2 separate regions of the Homo sapiens genome follow, and region 1 is linked to region 2. Evidence: chromatin loops called from intact Hi-C (ENCODE). Cell type or tissue: sigmoid colon. All regions are shown on one strand. Each heading gives the region's core, and the rest is flanking DNA. Links, peaks and the distances in the headings are about the cores only.

The links. Hi-C counts contacts between places; a loop is a spot of excess contacts. Peaks named below come from ENCODE experiments on the same cell type or tissue, not always from the same donor. Only the 100,000 strongest peaks of a DNase experiment are listed, where the experiment ranks them.
Region 1: a loop joins it to region 2, with 2.7 times the contacts of the local background. A loop is called at or near these places in 24 of 110 quality-filtered maps.

Annotation. Positions count from the first base shown.
Region 1 is chr7:55,124,180-55,133,703 of GRCh38, reverse strand. The region is part of intron 1 of EGFR (epidermal growth factor receptor); the gene reads right to left. Among named protein-coding and RNA genes, the nearest start is that of EGFR-AS1, 60 kb to the left of the region's middle. RefSeq lists enhancers at 1-924, 1-1,064, 1,578-2,485, 2,791-2,950, 2,961-3,040. In sigmoid colon, for the core only: no CTCF peak of the experiment used is centred there; DNase peaks (open chromatin) are centred at 2,813, 3,520, 4,463 and 7,989; H3K27ac peaks cover 4,431 bases.
Region 2 is chr7:55,249,765-55,259,288 of GRCh38, reverse strand. ELDR (EGFR long non-coding downstream RNA) reads left to right here and starts at 3,654. Exons shown (of 4, transcript NR_110426.1): 1 at 3,654-3,758; 2 at 3,871-4,102. RefSeq lists silencers at 3,618-3,667, 3,978-4,537. In sigmoid colon, for the core only: CTCF peaks have their summits at 3,542 (motif pointing right) and 4,257 (motif pointing right); DNase peaks (open chromatin) are centred at 3,598 and 4,298; H3K4me3 peaks cover 1,626 bases; H3K27me3 peaks cover 1,198 bases.

The DNA of each region.
Region 1 (9,524 bases), core at 1,013-9,012, 130 kb after region 2:
TTCCTGGCTCGCTGGGGAGCCGACAGCACCACAGAACCCGGGGTGGGACAGAATGGGGCAGTGTGGACGTGGGGATGACGGAGATTGCATGATTATCACCAAAGGTGAGCTCAGAGACATCTGGTAGAAGGTAGGGGGAGATACAGAATTCCTAAATGGGGTTGGCATCAAAGATCACTGCTGGAAAATCGGCTTCAAAACCCGGCCAGCTGACTTCAGGAAGCCAGCTCTTTGTTCAAAGTCAAGACTGCCCTGTGCTACCTCCCTTCCCCTCTGACTTCACGTCCCTCTTTGTTACTGGAGAGCTGGTGAGCACCAGGCAGTAGAAAGGTGCCAAGGGCTGCTGGGGGCTGCAGACTGCACAGCCCAGCCCAGCCTCCACCACCCCAGCAGGCTCACTGGGCAGCTCACTCTTTCTTCCTCAGCTTTGCATGAGACAGCTCAGTGCTGCCTGCCAGGGTGCAACTCTTCTCTTCCTAGACAGGCCCTCACAACCGAAGGCACCCTAGCAAGGTGATGTGCAGGTAAAGACAGGCAGGGCTGCCGGGAGTTCACCTCGCTGGGCGCTGTCTCACCCAGTCCACACACCTTTTCTCCTCTATCTTCTATTCAGTTCAGGCCCGTGACTCACTCCTTGATGACAAAGGCTGAGTAATATTTCCCATATGAAGCTGTTTATTTGCTGGTTGAGCTGTCGCCCTAGAAGTCATGTGAATACCAAGCATGGCTGAGAAGCTCCGTGGCCAGATGGAGTCAGCCACAGAGGTTGCATGATGACCCTTTGGCCAGGCTCACTCCACCCTGCTCTGAGATGCACACCAGGCACCAAAGTTGCTTGTTCTTTTGTTCATTAATTCAACTACAACATATCTAGTAAAGTAGCGCGAAGGTAGCTGCTAAGGATGAATCAGAAGTACTCACTGCCCTGAAGGAATATGTGAGTCCTTTGGGGAGGCAACTTTACACATGAAACAGTCACAGGACATCTCAGAGCCATGCAGTGTAGAGGTGTGCTAAAGGAACACACGTCAGAAAGAGAAGTCAGTCAGCTCGAGAACTGGGACGAAAGCACCAATATTCCTCATTACCAAGCAAATGAAAACATAATACTTCACATTCAGATTAGAAGACTACCTTGCCTACAAGTGCCAAGTGTTGGGCTTGGTGACTTCACCATACGTAAAATACATAGTCCCACCATTTACCACTAAAAATAAAGTTTCTTCCATTTCTTTTTTTTATGCCTTCCCATCCTCTGGATTCGAATTGGGGGATACAAGTTATTATCCTTCCTGGTTTGTTCATAGTTATCTGTAAGAAACACATCTTCATTCATTCTTCTTATAGTCAAAAATCCTGAAACAGATATGTAATTTGCAAGGAAATAAAAGATCTCTGACTCAAAAATTGGGATTGGAAATTCTTTTTGCAAATGTTTATCTGCAGAGAGATTTTGTTTGGCTTCCGTGGGGTGGTGCATATCCACCCCTAGCCCAAGATGGTTTAAATGTTCTTTTAAAATTTTTCTTCAATTTTTACCCATGTTTTTTAAAAAATCAATCTCTACTGCAGAATTGCGATTTAAAGCCATCTCTATAAACATACACACATTTACATTGGTTTACCCATGAACATTAGGAAAAAAGCATAAAAGCCCCTCTTTCAAAAAAAAAAAGACAACCAAAAATCGAAAGAAAAGAGCAATCACAAAGACACCAGGAGCAGGTCAGTGCACCAGTGTGCTTCTTTTTTTTTTTTTTTTTTCTGAAAGCAAAGATGCTCCCTGCGCTTGTCCCTTTGACCTCTGCAGCACTGGGCCACAGAATGGCCACGTCTAGCTGCTCCACTGTTCCATGACAGCTGTTAGCCTGGGAGGCTGTGCTGTGTGAATGTCTCTGAATGCTGACAGCGCAAGGGGTCAGCAGCAGGGACCTCAGAGCATGCTGGACACCCCAGGGCCTCTGGACTTTTCCCCCGAGGGTCAAACATGCAACTCTCAGTACTGACAGGAGCAGGACAGCCAGTGAATTGAATTGCTGGGGGGCAGAGGGCGCTCAGTGCCTTTGGGGTAGCTTGGGGAGAAGCAGCTTCGAGAGGGAGTGTCCGAGGGGCCCAAGCCGCCCCGCCTGTGGTTTCTAAGCCGACCCTAAGGTCTAAGCTCGCATGGTGCTGCTTCAGGCTGGAGGTGTTCCCTGAGTCGTCGTCATCTTGTCCTCTTTACTGCGGGGAACAGATGAGAAGCAGTAAAAGGAAGAAAAATAACCTTCCTAAAAGATTACTGACTCAATTTTACCAATGAGCAGTCCACTGCTTGCTTTTTTCAAGTTATAGAAACATGTCATGTTGTCAGCAGAACGATGCAGCCAGTAGTTTATGTTCATGTCATAAAGTGTTTGAAGAGTGAAAAAAAAAAAAAGAAGGTGGAAAGCCAGCCTCTGCCGGCAGTTTAGTCGACAGAACCACAGGCAGCTGCACTGTTACTGGCACATGTCAGTGGGCACTGGGCTCAGTGGAGTCCATGGTTTGGAATCCTGGTGCCACCCCTATGAAGGCAACATCTTAATCATGTTGGGTCTGTTTTCTTCATTTGTAAAACAAGGACTCATGTACCTGTGACTCCTGGGAGGGAAGTGAGAGGGGAGAGTCCCTGGTCAAAGCACCTGGCCCCTTAGTCAGACTTGAGTCTGAGTGAGACTAGAGGGGTTGCACAGGAGGAATCCCGTCCCTTTCTCTAAGCACTCAGAGGTTGCCGGCCTGCCCTCCTGCTCACATGTTGTGATGACCTCACCATGGAGCGGGGAAGCTGGTGCTGACCGCAGCTGACCAGCCCGCCTGGACACAGGGATGCGTCTGCGGCTTGAAAGGAAGGCAGCTGGCCTTGTGTCTAGCAGGGATCCTGTGCGGGGCACATACAGCTGAGAATTCCCTTCAGGGAACCCAGCATGCTCTCAGAACAGTCTCCACCCCTGTTCTTTTTCATTTAGAAAAGGGCCTCGCCTGACCCTCTGTGATGGTTTTGTAAGCGTGGTTGGATTTGTGTGCTCTGAGTGTGTGTGGGTTTTCATTTAACGCTTGTTTTAAAATGAGCCCTCTTCTCACTTCCTACTCAACTGAAATCCTCCTTTTAAGTTTCATTTTAAAGTGGGTGAAGGGATGTAGCAGTGTGAAGACAGACCTTGTCCCGGGGGCGGGCGTGAAGCTTTCCCTTTCCCTGGCTACCCTGTAATCCCAAACTCATTCCTGGGGTCGTTGACAAGGAAAAACTGACTCAAAAATCACTAACAACTACCAAGTTAACTCAGGAGAAGCCCCAGCCAAGTTTCTGCCATAGAAGAATCTTAATTTTGGCTCAGGACATTCTTGCAATAGGGCCGCACTCCTGTTTCTAGAATATATTATCCCTTCCATGAGGAGAGCTGCTAATTAACAGACCAGTTCCTGCACGTAGGCACTTGACATTAGATGGCTCCCCTGCCTGAAAAAATGAGTGAGTCGGGAGTGCTATCCTGAGCTGGCTCTTTACTGCCCCAGGCCTGAATCTAGTGAAGCATGAGCCTGAAGCAGCGCTTGCCATGTCTCAGAGAAGGGCTCAGTAAACCTCCTCTGAATACAGCCAGAGAGTAAATGTTTTCAGCTTCACCCATCATATGGTCCCTGTCCCAATTATTCAACTCTGCTGGGATAGTGTGAACGCAGCCACAGACTGTAAGCAAATACATATAGTCATGCTCCAATAAAACTTTATTTGCAAAAACAGGTGGCAGGCTAGGCGTGACCCACAGGTTGTGCTTTGCCAGCCCCTGTTTTAGGGAAAGGCCTAGCAGGAGGTCAGGAAGTATGTGATGAGGAGCCCTTTCATCCTATACTTTCTAGAAGACAGACCTGGTTGGAGTGATTCATTTTCCCCCAAGGCCAAACTCCAAAAGGATTTTCTTAGTGCTAAGCTCTTCCTATTTCATCATCAGCTAAATAAAGGAATTGAAGTAAGATACAAGGTCCTGAAACCGGAGAGGGAAATGCAGGGGCTGGGGATTGTTATTTGTGTGTGTTTGTGTGCAGGGCAGTGTTGCAGCTCCGTGCTGGGCACAATTTACTTCTAGATTGGGATACTCACTCCCTACCCTCACCACTCCCACCCAGGGCCCCTGCCTTCCCATACTCTACCAAATGGTTGTCCACTCCTCCTGGACCATTCTGAGTGACTAGGAGTGTGTGAAGAAGCAGTCTACTCTTGTTATTGACAACCCTATCACATAATTGTTCCTTATGTTAAGCTGAAACCAGTCCCTTGATAATTTTGTTTGACTTAACACAGATGCAACGTATTGCTTCTCTACCTTACAGCCCTGCAGATATTTTAAGACAATAATTGTTTCTCATCACGTTTCTCACCCCAGTGCTTTCCTGCAGATTCCCCGCCTCCACAGCCCTCCTGGGAATTCCACGTGTGTGGCCTCTCCACACAACTACATCCTCTGCAAAGGCCTCCCCAGCTAGATCTGCTTCTTGGCTTCTGTAGTCCCCACGGCTTTCTCTCATGTATGAGCACTCACTCACACTTGAGTGCTGAAAGCATTCTATTATTTCACAGCACATTTTGTCCTTTAAAGAGATAACATGTCATCTGAGAACAGCACAAACATTTTGTTTTCTTTAGCTTATTATTTTGAAAAATTAGCAAGCAATAAAAAGATAAATAAAAATTGTTGAATTACTGGAATGCATGCATGAACATCATATATAAGTTTTCAACAGATGTGATTCCCTTTTCTGTACAGTGTAATAATGAATATGGCAGTTGAGTAATGAAAATGGAATCTGTATTCCATCTATTAATAGTAGGCCTGACGGTAAATTGCTCTCAAGTTTGGATGAGGAAGTATTTTTCCTTGCTTTGGTCTCCCCTAGGTTTTAGTTTCCTATCACATCCTACTAGCTTAATAGAATTATATTTGCTATTGACTACAGATATAGAATCTTGTAGAAAACCCATTTTCTGATTGAATATATTTGAGATCTAACTAGAGTGATATTTTCCAAAAACATGGAGTCTTCTAGAATACTAGACAAGAAAAGATATCATTGCCATGCTTTGCTTCATTATTAATTACTATGCAAGGGAATACACACAAATAACTTGCAGGGGTGAGTCACAGAACACACGTCGTATATTCTTTAAAAAATTCCTACTTTCAACTTTTCTCTTAGGTTTTCTTTTGCTTTTTGAAAATGTTTTGTGATTCTCTTCTTTCATTAAACTTTTTAAAATAGCTTTCATATTTAAGGGCAAACTTTCTTAAATAGCTTTCATATTTAAGGGCAATGACTAAGGTGAAGCTGCTCCGCCATGACAGTAATTTTAGACCAAAGAATATTTCAGTGGATTTCTTTAACTCTCAGTAATAAACTATTTGAATTTCTCCTCCTTGGGGACAATTAGAAATGAACCGCAAAGGGACACATCAGCTGCTTTGATCAGCAGAAGTGTCTTTCAAATGCAGGCATCGTTCGGTGGTCTAGGAGACTCGTGGTAATGAAGCAAGAAGAGGAGTGGAGCAGCAGGGCTGGGGCCAAGTCCCTGGGTCTAGAAAGCCACTATGAATGAACGCTGCTTGCACCCATTATAGGTCTAAGCACCAATCCAGGCTCAACCGCTCACTCCAGGAGGATGGGAAGCCTTTGTTTTGGTTCCTGTGCCAACTCTGGCTTCTCTGGCTGCCCCATTCAATCTGACAGAACATGTTGACGGAGATAAGGTTATTACTGGCTCCCGCAAGGCCCTACCATGTGAGGTGGTTTCCAGTGGCCTTTCCCGGGGCTGAGAGCGGGGCCTGGTGAAATGGACATATTATAAGAAGTCTGCAATCTGTAATCTGAAGCAAGCTTTTGTTTTTCTTTTTAAGTTGACTGCCTGGTTATTGAGGCCAGTAACCAGAGAAGGGAAAAACTGGAAGTGTGTACTTTGTGTCTCAACTGAATTCATCCTGAAGTTGTTTATTCTGGCCCACTGTCAAGTCTTTATAAGGGGGGTGTTGGCGGCAGAAAGGATTGGTCCTAATGGCTATATGAGTGCCTTCTACTCAGCTAATTTCTATGCTGTTGAACAGCCATTCAAAGCGTATTATTTTTCCTTGAAGCCGAGAAAGTTTCTATACAAGCATTCCTTTGAAAGTGCAATTAACTTTTGTAACAATTTGTGCTTTAGTTTAAGAATTGCAGATGTTGTGTGGGTGGTGGGGGGTGAGGGGGTGGGAAGGAGAGGATGAAGGAGTAAGGATATAGATGCCTCCCACTTGGAAAATGTGGTAACACTTCCTTTCGTGGAAAAAGCGCATCAATTTTTAGAATTACTAAAACATTTAGATGGTTGGTGAAACAACTGAGAAGGCCGTGATGTTTGGTTTGGGGGAGGTTGGACTGGATCATCTCCCAGCTTCCTCTCCTTCCTAATGAGACCCAGATCTTTGTGACAGAATTATCTGGAATTGTGATTTTATGCTTGGAAACTGTCCAAAGGTTGGGTAGCAGAGCCCTGCCACTCATCAAAAATGCTAGCTCAATTTGCAAAAGAAATACAAAACCCAAAATGTCACATCACCATTGGGATGTAAGTATTGATGTGCGTGGGTCAGAGGAGCTCTTATTAACTAGATGGTACATTAGTTTTCACTGGGGAATGGTTTTCACCATTAGAAATACACTTGCACTGCCCCCAAGTCTATTCCTTATTATTTAGTGTTAGTTTGAGGTTAAGCGGGGGTGTTTGGTTTCACTGAATGTTTGTGGCTATTTCATACTACGGTATGATCCTTAGTAAACCTTCTACCTCAAAATCCACACTACTTTTTGTATAATGAATATCTCACTCATCCCCTGACAAACAAGATAACATTTATAAAATACTTTATAGTTTGCATTTGCTAATAATCTAGATTTTCTAATTCATGTATATCCAGTACTTAAACTATTAACAGAAATCAACCTAATAAGGAAACTATTGAGATTCAATCCCACTAGAATTAAATCCCTTTTATATGTGTGACTTCTAGGAAAGCAGTTAATCAGAGGCAGTGCAGGAGCATTTCTCTCCCCCTCACTGGTATGTGGGGATGAGGTGTGCAGTGGGGGCACCTGGCATGGTCTTTGAATGCATGGGTCCTGGCTTCACAAGCCTGCGTTTGCACCCAGCTCTGCCAACAGTAGTGGGGTCCCCTTGGGCAAATGACTTCTCTTTACTAGCTTCACTGTCCTTGTCTGTTAAGTGGGAGTAGAAGAATGCCTCCCTCGTGGATTGTTGCAAGGATTAAATTGTTAATATTTGCACAACACCCAGAAGAGCATCTAGGTCATGTAAGTGGTTGCTGTTGTCATCGTCCTTTTAGGATTAGTATGTGCAAAAACGAACAGTCCTGGGACATAGCATTGACTGGAACCAATGCTGTTCCTGCCCTCAGGAAGCTTACCATCCAGTGGGGAGACAGACATTCACTGAATCATCACAACATCACAACTGTGATTATGCCATGGGGATGATCTAAGAGTGCAGAAACCTGACCTGGTCTGAGAGGTTCTGGAGGGGTTCCTTCAGGAAGCAGTTCAGCTGGGCTTCTAAGGACAAGCGGGGCCCCGCCACATGTGGGGAAGAGTTGGGGGCAGGGGACCTTCCTGGCAGGGCAGGAGGAGAGGGACTGTGAAAGGCTGCCTGGCTGAACAGAGCCTAGCAGAGATGAAGCTGAGAGTGTGAGGGGAAGTGGGATGGAGAGGTTCCTGCTGCAAGGCTTGTAAGGACTTTAGATTTCATTTGAAAGGCACTGAGAAGCCACTGACAGATTCAAATGAAGAGGAACATGTGCAGATGTGTGTTTTTAAGAATGCCTCTGCTTTTTGGAGGGGGTCCTAGATGGCATCTGGAAGTGGGCGTGTCTGTGACAGCACAGTGCAAGGGGCCCTGTAGCGCACAGGTGCTCTGGACTTCGCCTGGGTCAATGCCTCATCCTGGCTGTGACGCTGCAAGACGTCTCCGTGGGGAAAGCTGGTACGCTGGATTTATCCGCATCATTTCTTACAGCTAGTATGTGTGAATCTACAATTTTCTCAAAACAGACAGTTTAATTACATAACTTCTTGAGATGTACAAGCTGTAGGGCAGAGCCCTTGCAAAGAAATATCATCCCTAGGTATGTGTTTGCTTTATGGGAGGAGCTGGCACCCCAAAGCTGGAGCACCCAGTGCTGTTGGAAATGAGCCTGGCTTCTGGCAGTGCCCTGGTGACAGGTGACTCTTCTTCTCTAACTGAGATAAATGGAGTTAGCCATAATAGCTTGTAACTTTCAAATACTATGATTTTTTCTTATAATTTTTTAAAGCATGTGGTTTCAATGTTGCATACTCAACTTATGACTAATAATTAGTTTTCTCAATCCCATGTTGCACATTTTAGTATTAAATAATCTCCTTCTCCCAACTTGAAACACAAACACAAAAACAGATCTTACTGCCATGTGGAGAAGGGCCCATTAGGCCTCCAGGGAGTGTGGAGAAACCCCTAGGAGGCGACAGCAGAGCCTGGAGTCCCACCACTGAGAGTGTCATCTGCAGCACAGCAGCGGGGACATCCCCAGGAGCCTGCTGGAAATGCAGCCCGAGGGCATCCCAGATTTGCTGAATCAACATCTGCACTTTATTAAGGTTCCCAGGTGACGCTCATGTATGCTGAACTTTGCAAAACAGTGCACCAGGGAGATGGCAGGGTGAAGGGGCACAATGGACACCCCGACAGGGGTTAAAGAGGGTGAATCGACAAACTTGGGGATGGCTTAGCTACAGAAAGATAGAAGAGAGTGGCATCAAGTAGCTGTTGACATCTCCAGGTCAGAATCGGGAATGTTCGAGTGAGTATGGTAGTAGGAGCACTGGAGGCTCAGGTTTATAGACTGTGAATTTGGTGTGGAGCAAGGCATGTGGGGCAGCCAGCCTGAGATAGTGTCTGGTCTTTCAGCTAGGGCTGTAGAGGAAATCAGGGCACCCAATGGATGATCAGAAGGGAACGGATCCTGACTGTTGTCATCTTGGCTGGAATCAGCCAGTTGAATTGCCCCCGAGGGATCCATCCTTTGGATCAGTTATGCCCCATCTAAACTTGCAGATGATGATAATGCAGATTTCATGAAAATCCTAAGATCCACAACTCTTAGCATAAAGCCCTCTATAGTTTTTCAACCATAAGTTGCAATCAAAGAATATCATACACAGCACCATGATTTTAGAGCTTAAATTTGTAATTTTGAAAATCTGAAAATTTAAGAACTGAGTTAAGCAAGTCTCCAAGCCTTGGCCCAGGCTTATTCATTTTTTATTTTGAATAATTTAGTCAATTTTATGGCCAAAATACCTCTCCAAAAACCTGGTAGAAATTTGAAATATACTCATATCAATAAAACATGTTGGAACAAAGGTTTTAGATTTGATTGAAGTAGTATGGAATGTCATAGGGACATTTTCTGACAATAGCACTGGGAAACATA
Region 2 (9,524 bases), core at 650-8,649:
CCTAAAGACCAAGCTACACATCAGTTTTACAATATAAGTACATGTACTACCTTAATAATAAGGACTCCTCAAAGTTCCATTTAGTCATGATTAATACACTGTTTGGGCCGGCCAGTTTTTCATGCATGCAGCCTGACGACTGAGAGCAGTCAGCCATTTGTATTTAAAAAAAAAAAAAAAAAAAGGAGAAAACAAATCCAAAACCTATTCAAATGGATTCTGGTTCAATTTGTTTAGTATAAATTGTCATAACTGGTTTACTGAAAACGAACATTTAAAATTGGTTTATCTTAGGATGATGTGCAGAAAAATGGGGTGAAGGATAAACTGTTGAGACGTAGCCCCACTAGCGGGATGGTCATCTTGTACTTCTGTGTGCTGTGACCCATGGTGACGATGACATACCCTGGTGGCATGCCCACGTATGTTGATTTAGCGTTGTCTGCATTGTTCTAGAGTGAAACGGCTGTCACTGTTCACACACATTTTTAACAAAAAACCTTTACCAAGGGAGCATCTTTGGACTCTGCTTTTAAAACCTTCTGAACCATGACTTTGAGCCAGCAGAGTAAGCTGTGGCTGTGGGCTTCAGCACAGTCATCAACATTACCGTTCAACAAATTACAGTTTACTTCCATTCCGAGTTGTAAATGCTAGTTTTTTTTCCCCAATAAAAAGATGATTAACTTAAAAAGAAAATTCTAAGGAATCTACAAAATGACCACTAGAGCTAATAAAAAGTTGCAGTCTATATGGTTATTATGCAAAAATCGATGTAAATTTAGTATGCTAACAGTACAGAATTAGAAAAGGAAATTTTAAAAATTATATTTACTGTAAGAACAGAAACATGCAATGTTTTGCAATAAATCAACAAAAATGTGTAAGACCTCTATACTGAAAACTACACAATGGTGGTGAAAATATTGAAGAAAACTTAAGTAAATGGAAATATATACCATGTTTATGGCTTATAAGAGTCACTATTATTAAGATAGCAGTTCTTCCCAAATAGGTGTATACATTCCGTGAAAGCCCAGCAGGACTTTTTGTGGGAATTGACAAAATGATTTTTTAAAATCTATATGGAAATGCAAAGCACCTAGAATCTGCAAAGCCATCTTGAAAAAGGGGAAAAAAAAGTTGGCAGGCTTACATTGCCAGCTTTCAAAACTTATAGAAAGCCGGCCGGGCGCGGTGGCTCACACCTGTAATCCCAGCACTTTGGGAGGCCAAGGAGGGTGGATCACGAGGTCAGGAGATCGAGACCATCCTGGCTAACGTGGTGAAACCCCGTCTCTACTAAAAATACAAAAAATTAGCCAGGCGTGGTGGCGAGCGCCTGTAGTCCCAGCTACTCAGGAGGCTGAGGCAGGAGAATGGTGTGAACCCGGGAGGCAGAGCTTGCAGTGAGTGGAGATCGCGCCACTGCACTCCAGCCTGGGCGACAGAGCGAAACTCTGTCTCAAAAACAAACAAACAAAAAACTTATAGAAAGCCAATAAAGCTGCAGTGATCAAGACAATGTGGCACAGGCATAAGGATCAACAAACAGATAAAAGGCATAGAAAGCCCAGAACTGGGCCTGCTATTACATGACTATACCTAATTTGGGAACAGTGGTTATCCTTGTGATTATGGATATAATTACAGATATGATTATACTCAACTTGGGAACAGTTTTTTTTTTTTTTTTTTTTGCCTATATTAAGTGTTGTCAGGTCAAGGAGGTATGTACTGGTTGAAAAAAGATCCTGATTTGTAGGAAAAGACACAGCACATGGTGATGTTTTAGAGAGTTAAAATTTGGAGCCATTCTCCATATTCATTGGATAGAATCATCATCCCTCCTCTGCCTTTCAGCCTATATAATCAGTAAGAATTATATGGCAGATAAAAATCTGGCATTGAAGGATCAATCAACTATTAGACAATTGATCTCATTTTCTCATGTCGTCTATCTACATCTCTCATGTCATCTGGCATATCATATGTTCTAGGTCAGTCCTGAGTTCAACTAGTCTGTCCTGTGATTTTCACTATTATTTACACTTGTTAGGTCACTATCGTGGGGTTCAGAATATTGGTGTGAGGTGGTGGCATGGGTGCTTTTTTTGGAGCAGTTGTGGGGTGGAATCCCTCCTGCATGACCTGAGGCCACAAGAAACCCCTTCCACCACAGGTGTATCACACGTAATAAACCCTCGTGTGCCTTGTTACATGATAAGCACTTTATATACCTTAGACATTTTAACCTAAATCAACCCTAAAAGGCAAGGTTATTTTTTCTACTAAATTTCCAACAACTAGGTGAACTAAAAGTAGGTTGAAAGACCAATTCTTATGAAAGAATGATTGTCAAAAAGAAAAAGATAAATTCTTCTGAAGAGACGAGAGACATAGGAGCAACTCAGACAGGAAACTTTTAATGGGTTTTAATCCAGGGTTTACAATGTTTTGAATCTGCAATTCTGAAATCCAAAGCAGATCTGGAAATTGAATGTTTTTGGCAACAAATTGGGTGGCAAAATCTGAACTATTTGTAGCTCTGTGTGCTGACGAGCATTGTGAGTGCCCTAGAGGGGCATCAAGCTTTTGCCCACAAAATCCTTTCTTTCCTTGGAGCATCTCAGTGGAGTTGTGTTTTGAGAAATAGTGCCTGACATAAGTTCGGTATTGCTACGTAAGACCTCTTTATTGTTTTTCTGCATAACTTTGGATTTTCCAATTCAGTTTACTTTGACCCACTCTTTACAGTTTAAGCATGCCAGGTGGTAACTCGATGGCTTCGCATCTTAATGATCGCATCTATGTGCATAATTCTTTGGGGTTCGTGGAGCAGTTTCACATTCATTATCTTGTTTGGTCCTTAGTAAAACTCCTTCTTTATTTTCAGCACTGAAGAAGTGGAGTCTCAGAGGTCACACAGCTGGCATGTGGCAGAACCAGCCACGCCATGCCGCCATGCCGCTTTGAGGACCAGTGACCCTCAGGGACTTAGCAAAATGCCATCTTCAAAACAACTTGTCAAGATCCTCACGGGCAGTCAGTGTCATGTTTTATATCGCGTACAACCTGCAGCACAGGGCGCAGCAGGCGTGAGTGCCACTGTCTAGGGACTCTCCATACCCTCCAGCCTTCAGACGCAGGAACGGGAATCTCAGCCAGCTGTCTCCTCTGTCCCAGGTTTCTCTCCAGTCTCACCTGAGGTCGAAAAGTCCGAATGAAGTAGGTGATAGTCCATTGATCTGAAGGGCATAGTGGCTCATGGGATTTTGCTGAGTCTACACCAGGTGTCAAAGAGTCTGGTGCCCAAACCTTGGCAAGTGCACGTGACTGATTACCTCATTGTCAGAAAATGTGGGAGCCCGGCAGCGCTTGGGACCACCTGGCTCAGACTCTTCATTCCAGACCAGACCACTGAGGCCCGGGAAGCGGGGTCCACTTACAGGACGTCGGAAGGCAGTGGGCAGGAACTGGGCTCCTTCCTGCCGGGCCAGCTTTTCGGAGGCTGGCACTGGGGCTTCGGGACTTGAGGACCTGATCGCTGCGCAGGCCACGCGCCACCCGCAGAGGGCACCCGCGGTCCGCCGCGTTCCAGGGCGCGGGCTCTGGGGCTGGCCTCTCTGGCGCGCGAGGGTTTGCTGAGATTTAACAGAGGGCCGTTACACTCACAGTGTAAGAACAGACTGACAATTCCAGGGCGCTGGCTTTTATGAAAATAGGAAACGCCACGATGCACTCTAACGTGGAGATGGGTTCGTCTGTGACAAGAGGAAGCCTGTTTGAAAGGCAGATTTCGGGAAAATGTAGGGAGGCAAGAGCGTTGGCCGAGCTCCTCAGAAGTCCCTGAACAGTTCTGTTTTCCAGGGCGCCGTTCACACTGAGATGAGACAGGTGGAAAAGAGAGCTCGCCCTTCTTGCATTGTCACACGGAGCGGCCCTCTCCCTGTGCAGCGTGGAGTCCCCTGGGCGCGGGCGAGGCTCAGGCGGGACGCGGCGGAGACCGAGCTTGTCCCTGTGTGGACCCGGGCAACTGCCGGTGGGCGAGGCCTGGATGGTGGCCAGGCCGCAGCCACCCGGACGTTTGCGAGCGCCGAAGGTGGGCCTGGAGGCGGGGACCTGGCCCTGCGGGGCCGGTGCGTGCGGGGCCCGGCTGAGCCGCCGGCTCCACCGGCAGGGAACCCGGCTCCCGCCTTCCCGGCAGGGAACCCGGCTCCCGCCTTCCCGGCCACACCGGGAGTGTGTGAGGGGGGACCCTTGGCCGGCAGGGGGCGCTCTCGGCCACTCCATCCGCCCGGTCACCGCGGGATCCCGCTGCTCCATCCCGCCGGTGCCGCCGTCGCGCCTCCTCCCGCAGCCCAGCTCTGCCTCCGCCTTCGCTCCCCGACTCCTCCCTTCTCCCTCTCAGTCCCGCAGGGAAGCTGGGCTGGGCGAGAGGGTGTCTCCTGGGTCCACCGTGGAAGCCCGAGGCGCGGGTGCGGAGCCAGCCCAGGGCTGCCGGCGTGAGCTGCAGGGCTGGCCTGGTGCTCATCCTCTGCCCGGGGCGCGGGAAAGGCGAGGGACGCTGTGCTGGATCTGTGTGCTCAGTGGCCATGCGTCGGCCTCAGGACTGGGAACGAGGCGAGAGACACAGATGTGGGTGATTTCCCTGTGGAAGCTGTACCCGAGGCCGTGGGAGTGGAGGGCACTGGGCTGCGAATGGAGACAGGATGCCCCGAGGGCCCGGGAGCGGGAGGTGGAGCGGGTCCCAGACGGCAGGGGCTCGGAGTGGGAGGCAGCGGGACTGGGAGAGCCGCGCTGGGGCCGCAGGGGTGCGCAGGGAGCTTCCTGCCCTTTGCACCTCAGGCTCCGGGAGCTGATTTGTTTCACCTTGGGCAGGTGCAGGATCTGCGCTTGCAGCCACCTTACTTCGTGGGCTGTACCTGAGGTGACAGGCAGGGTCTTCTCTGATGAAGTTACCCACACGAGTCACCACGGGATGACGGTGAGCAGGTGCCACGGAAGGTAACACTGAGCGCATGCGGTTAAAGGACAAGAGGGAAAGGGTGAGGGCAGACCAACGGTCATTTTCACAACTCTTCTATGTTAGTCAGGGTTCTCTAGAGGGACAGCACTGATAGGATAGACCTATATATGAAGGGAAGTTTATTAAGGAATATTGACTCACACGATCACAAGGTGAAGTCCCACAATAGGCTGTCTGCAAGCTAAGGAACAAGGAAGCCAGTCTGAGTCCCCAAACCTCAAAAGTAGGGAAGCCAACAATGCAGTCTTCAGTCTGTGGCTGAAGGCCCGGGAGCACCTGGCAAACTACTGGTGTAAGCCCAAGAGTCCAAAAGCTGAAGAACTTGGAGTCCAGTGTTTGAGGGCAGGAAGCATCCAGCTCGGAAGAAAGATGGAGGCGGGAAGACTCAGCCAGTCAAGTCCTTCCACGTTTGTCTGCCTGCTGTTATCCTACCTGCACTGGCAGCTGATTAGATGATGCCCACCCAATTGAGGGTGGGTCTGCCTCTCCCAGTCCACTGAAATGAAATGCTAATCTCCTTTGGCAATACCCTCACAGACACACCCAGGAACAGTACTTTGTATCCTTCAATCCAATCAAGTTGACACTCAGTATTAACCATCACACTCTGCAAGGAAGGTGTTTTATGTCCATTTTATAGAAGAGAAACTGAGGCTCAGAGAAGTTGTTATTTGTCCAAGATTACAGAGCCAGCTTCTGGCCAACCTTGAGCGATTCAAAAATTGAAGCCCCTTCCACTAGGTCCCACTGACATCTGGATTCCACCTGACTACTGGCTGCACAATTTCCCCTTAAGTCAGTTCCTCTGTGGTTGTGCCCAGCTGCCCCGCTTGGTAGAATTATCCAGTAGACATTTTTCAGTCCTTGTCTTCCACACCATCCCTCTGGTGTTTGACCCAGATCGTGCACTCCTCACAATGTTCCTCTCCTCTGACTCCTGCAAAGCTGCCTGCTTGCTTCTCTGCCTATTTCTCCTCAACATGTTTCATTGGCTTTCTCCTCACAGTCCACCTATGGTTGCTAGTGCTCTCAAGGTTATGTTCTTAGATATCTTCTCCTTTAACTTCACATGAAGAAGCACAAACCACAGTGGCATCATGGGCATGGAGGGAATAGTAACCTAAACAGCCAATGAATGTCAGATCCAGGAGCTGCTGGAAGATGACACAGATGCATGGCCCAAGTGAGGGGGTGGTGGGGAGAGAGGGTAGGAGCGTTTGTGAGCAATGAACCAAGCCATGTCCAGACGTGGGCTTAGGCAGAAAAATGGGGAATGTGGGGGTCCCAGGAAGCTAGCCCTTAGGAAATTGTTTTGGGTGGATTGGGGAATTTGACATGCGGAAGCTTAAAACTTACATTACTAAAGTCATGCCCTTAGGTTAGGGACTATTTTGAGTAGACACTTCAGGAAGCCTGAAGTGTCAGGGCAGCCATCAGGAGCTTGCTTTCCGTGGAGCTCTTTGAGAAAGGGCCCAGAGGGTTTGAAGTCCAACAGTCAGGATTCATAGACACTGGGGATAAGATTCATGGATCACAGTGGGACAATAAAAATTGCTTTTCCCCTGGGGCATGAGGGAGAATCTCTAGGAATTTGCAGAGAGCACTTACAGAATGACACATGGTAACACTCACATGCCATCAGCCCAGCTCCAGAAGGACTTAAACTTTTTCACAGAAAGAACAGAAAATTGGAAAGAGCAAAGCTCCCTTTCAGAGGCAGCTGGAAGCCTCTCCTCCCAGTCTGCAAGTCCCTGGGGCTCTTCCTGTCCCTGCTGCTCTGCACTGGTGTTCCAGAGGCAAACATGGCCCAGGAGCCACATTCAACCCACCATCTCCTCTGGCCAGCTTTTAATAGAGGGTGTTTCAGCTTAATTTTTAGTCAAGAGCAGGCCCTGGGACCCTGAGATCACTGAATGTATTTGGCATTCAGTTATGAAATGAGCCCCTTTAGACAGACCTCGGACTTCTTAGTGGCATCCCAGGCCCTCTATGCCCTTAACTTAGGCTTGTGATGAGGTATCCTTGCGTCTGCTGGTCTTCCTAAAGAGGACCAGCCCCTGGAGGCAAACCTCATTGACTAATCCAGGTACTCTTTCCAATGTGCGGGAGGCCCCCACTAGGCTGCAGTTCTCAGCTGACTGGAACTGACGCCTCAGAGGAGATGTGCTGACCCACTGAGCCCTAGATCTTTCTAGACGTGTTTTTACTCCACCCTACCTTCTCCAGCTCTCTTTGCTCTTGATTTCTGATTTGTGGCTTTGGGCTCCTAACTCTCTATTTTTTCATATTGTTGTTTCTGCCTAGAATGCTCTCCCCATCACCCGACAACTCCTCAGGTCGAGAGTACCTTTTCAGACCTCAGGCCTCTGTGACACCAGACAGTGGCACAAACTCATGCTTCCCTCAGTTTCCACAGAAAACCATGGAATCAAGGAAAGACAAACATGGGCAAAGGCACAGTAGGGTAAAGCAAAAGACAACCACACCCCAATCTCCAGGAAAACTTTCACTGATGTCAAGGTGAATGGTAATCAATTGCCAAGTGTACCTCAGCCTCCTGAGTAGCTGGAACTACAGGCACAAACTACCTTTAGAGATGGAGTCTCATTATGTGTCCCAGGCTGGTCTCGAACTCGTGGCCTCAGGCCATCCTCCTGCATATCTGGGATTACAGGCACAAGCCACTGCACCTGGCCCTTCCTTCTTAACTAGTACAGGAAGGTGGAGAACTTGGGGACACATTCCCAACCAGCAAGAATGCAGTCCATGTGGGCTGGAGACATTCTTCATGCCCTGTTTTCATACATTGTGGCTAGCCCAGAGAGATCTCTCCACTCAGGGATGAATGAGCACATCTTTCTTTCACCTACCAATCACCAATCACCCGCTGCAATACACCATGCAATCTCTGGTGTGTTTTAAGCACAATGATTCAGCCCACCCTGACATGGGTCCCCCCAAATCTTTACCCAAACAGGTCCACTCCAAACCACGTTAACAAGCCACGAGACCTTTATCAGGGATTTTGTAGGTGTTCAGTGTAGAGGGTTTATGCTGCAAACCCTATGGTATAACTTCACTTAAAAACCCTCCAGGCCGGGCGCGGTGGCTCACGCCTGTAATCCCAGCACTTTGGGAGGCCGAGGTGGGCGGATCACGAGGTCAGGAGATCGAGACCATCCCGGCTAAAACGGTGAAACCCCGTCTCTACAAAAAATACAAAAAATTAGCCGGGCGTAGTGGCGGGCGCCTGTAGTCCCAGCCACTTGGGAGGCTGAGGCAGGAGAATGGCGTGAACCCGGGAGGCGGAGCTTGCAGTGAGCCGAGATCCCGCCACTGCACTCCAGCCTGGGCGACAGAGCGAGACTCCGTCTCAAAAAAAAAAAAAAAAAAACCCTCCAAATATATCTTTTCCCCTGGATTCTCTCCTGGAGTCAGCTGCCTCGTTTTCCTCCTAAGAATCTCTGTGTCTGGGCCTCTCTGGCTGGGCTGCTGCAGCCCCTGACTTCCCTGCACAGTTCCTCTTAGTCTCTCCCATTTGCGTCTTCATCCTCATTTGCTGCTGGCCTAACATAGATTGTCCTTGGGATTTGACCCTGTGCTGGAGGCTACTGGCACTCTCCCATGCCTGCCCTCCCTTCTCTCTACAATAATGCATTTGGAATTTTTAGTTGGGTGAACAACCACCCAGAGTAGACTCTACTTCCCAGTGAGGTGTGGCCGTGTGAATCACTCCGATGGGACACGAGTGACATGTGGACACCAGCTCCTAGAAGGGCACTGAAGAGCAGCGACACACTCCTTCCCAGCCCTTGCCTCCTTTCTCCGGGAATACTGTGGTTAGACTCAGGACAGCCCCCTGGAGGCTGTGTGCTGAAGCTCTGTGCCTGAGCCGCAAAGAAAAAATAGAACATGGGCCCCTGATGGATGATTCGACCTTTTATTTCAACTTAAAAAAATGTTTCCAAGTTTTCTCTGTTGTATTTTTTTCTACATGCATTATTTTTTTACCATCCGTAAAAAAATAATTTGAGGCCTATTTTAAATCTTACTTTATTGACTTCCATGATTTTCTCCTATCACAGAAAAAATAAAATAATTGATAACTAGATTCTGAAAATATTTTACAGTTTTGACAACAGGAGTTTGGAGTCCTGGCAGCAGAGGTCCCATTTGGGCCCCTGATTTTCTCTCTCCAGGTCTTCAAGTCTTTAACTGAGCCTTGCGTCTACTGGCCCTGCTCTCCTGCAAACTATTTGACCGTAGGATTTCCCTTCACCACAACATGTGAGGAGCAAAGGAGACAAAGTGAGGGGAGTCAAAGGGTGGTGTTGGTAGAGAGAGAAGAGTCAGTTGCTCCTGTATTCCTGCTTTTTGAGGAGCCAATAAAATGTTTTTTTTAGGCGGAAGGTAGTTACTGGGCCTTCTACTCATTCATGATCAAACCTGGACAAAAACCTGAAGTGCTGCCTCTGCTTCTCATCCTTGTACAGGG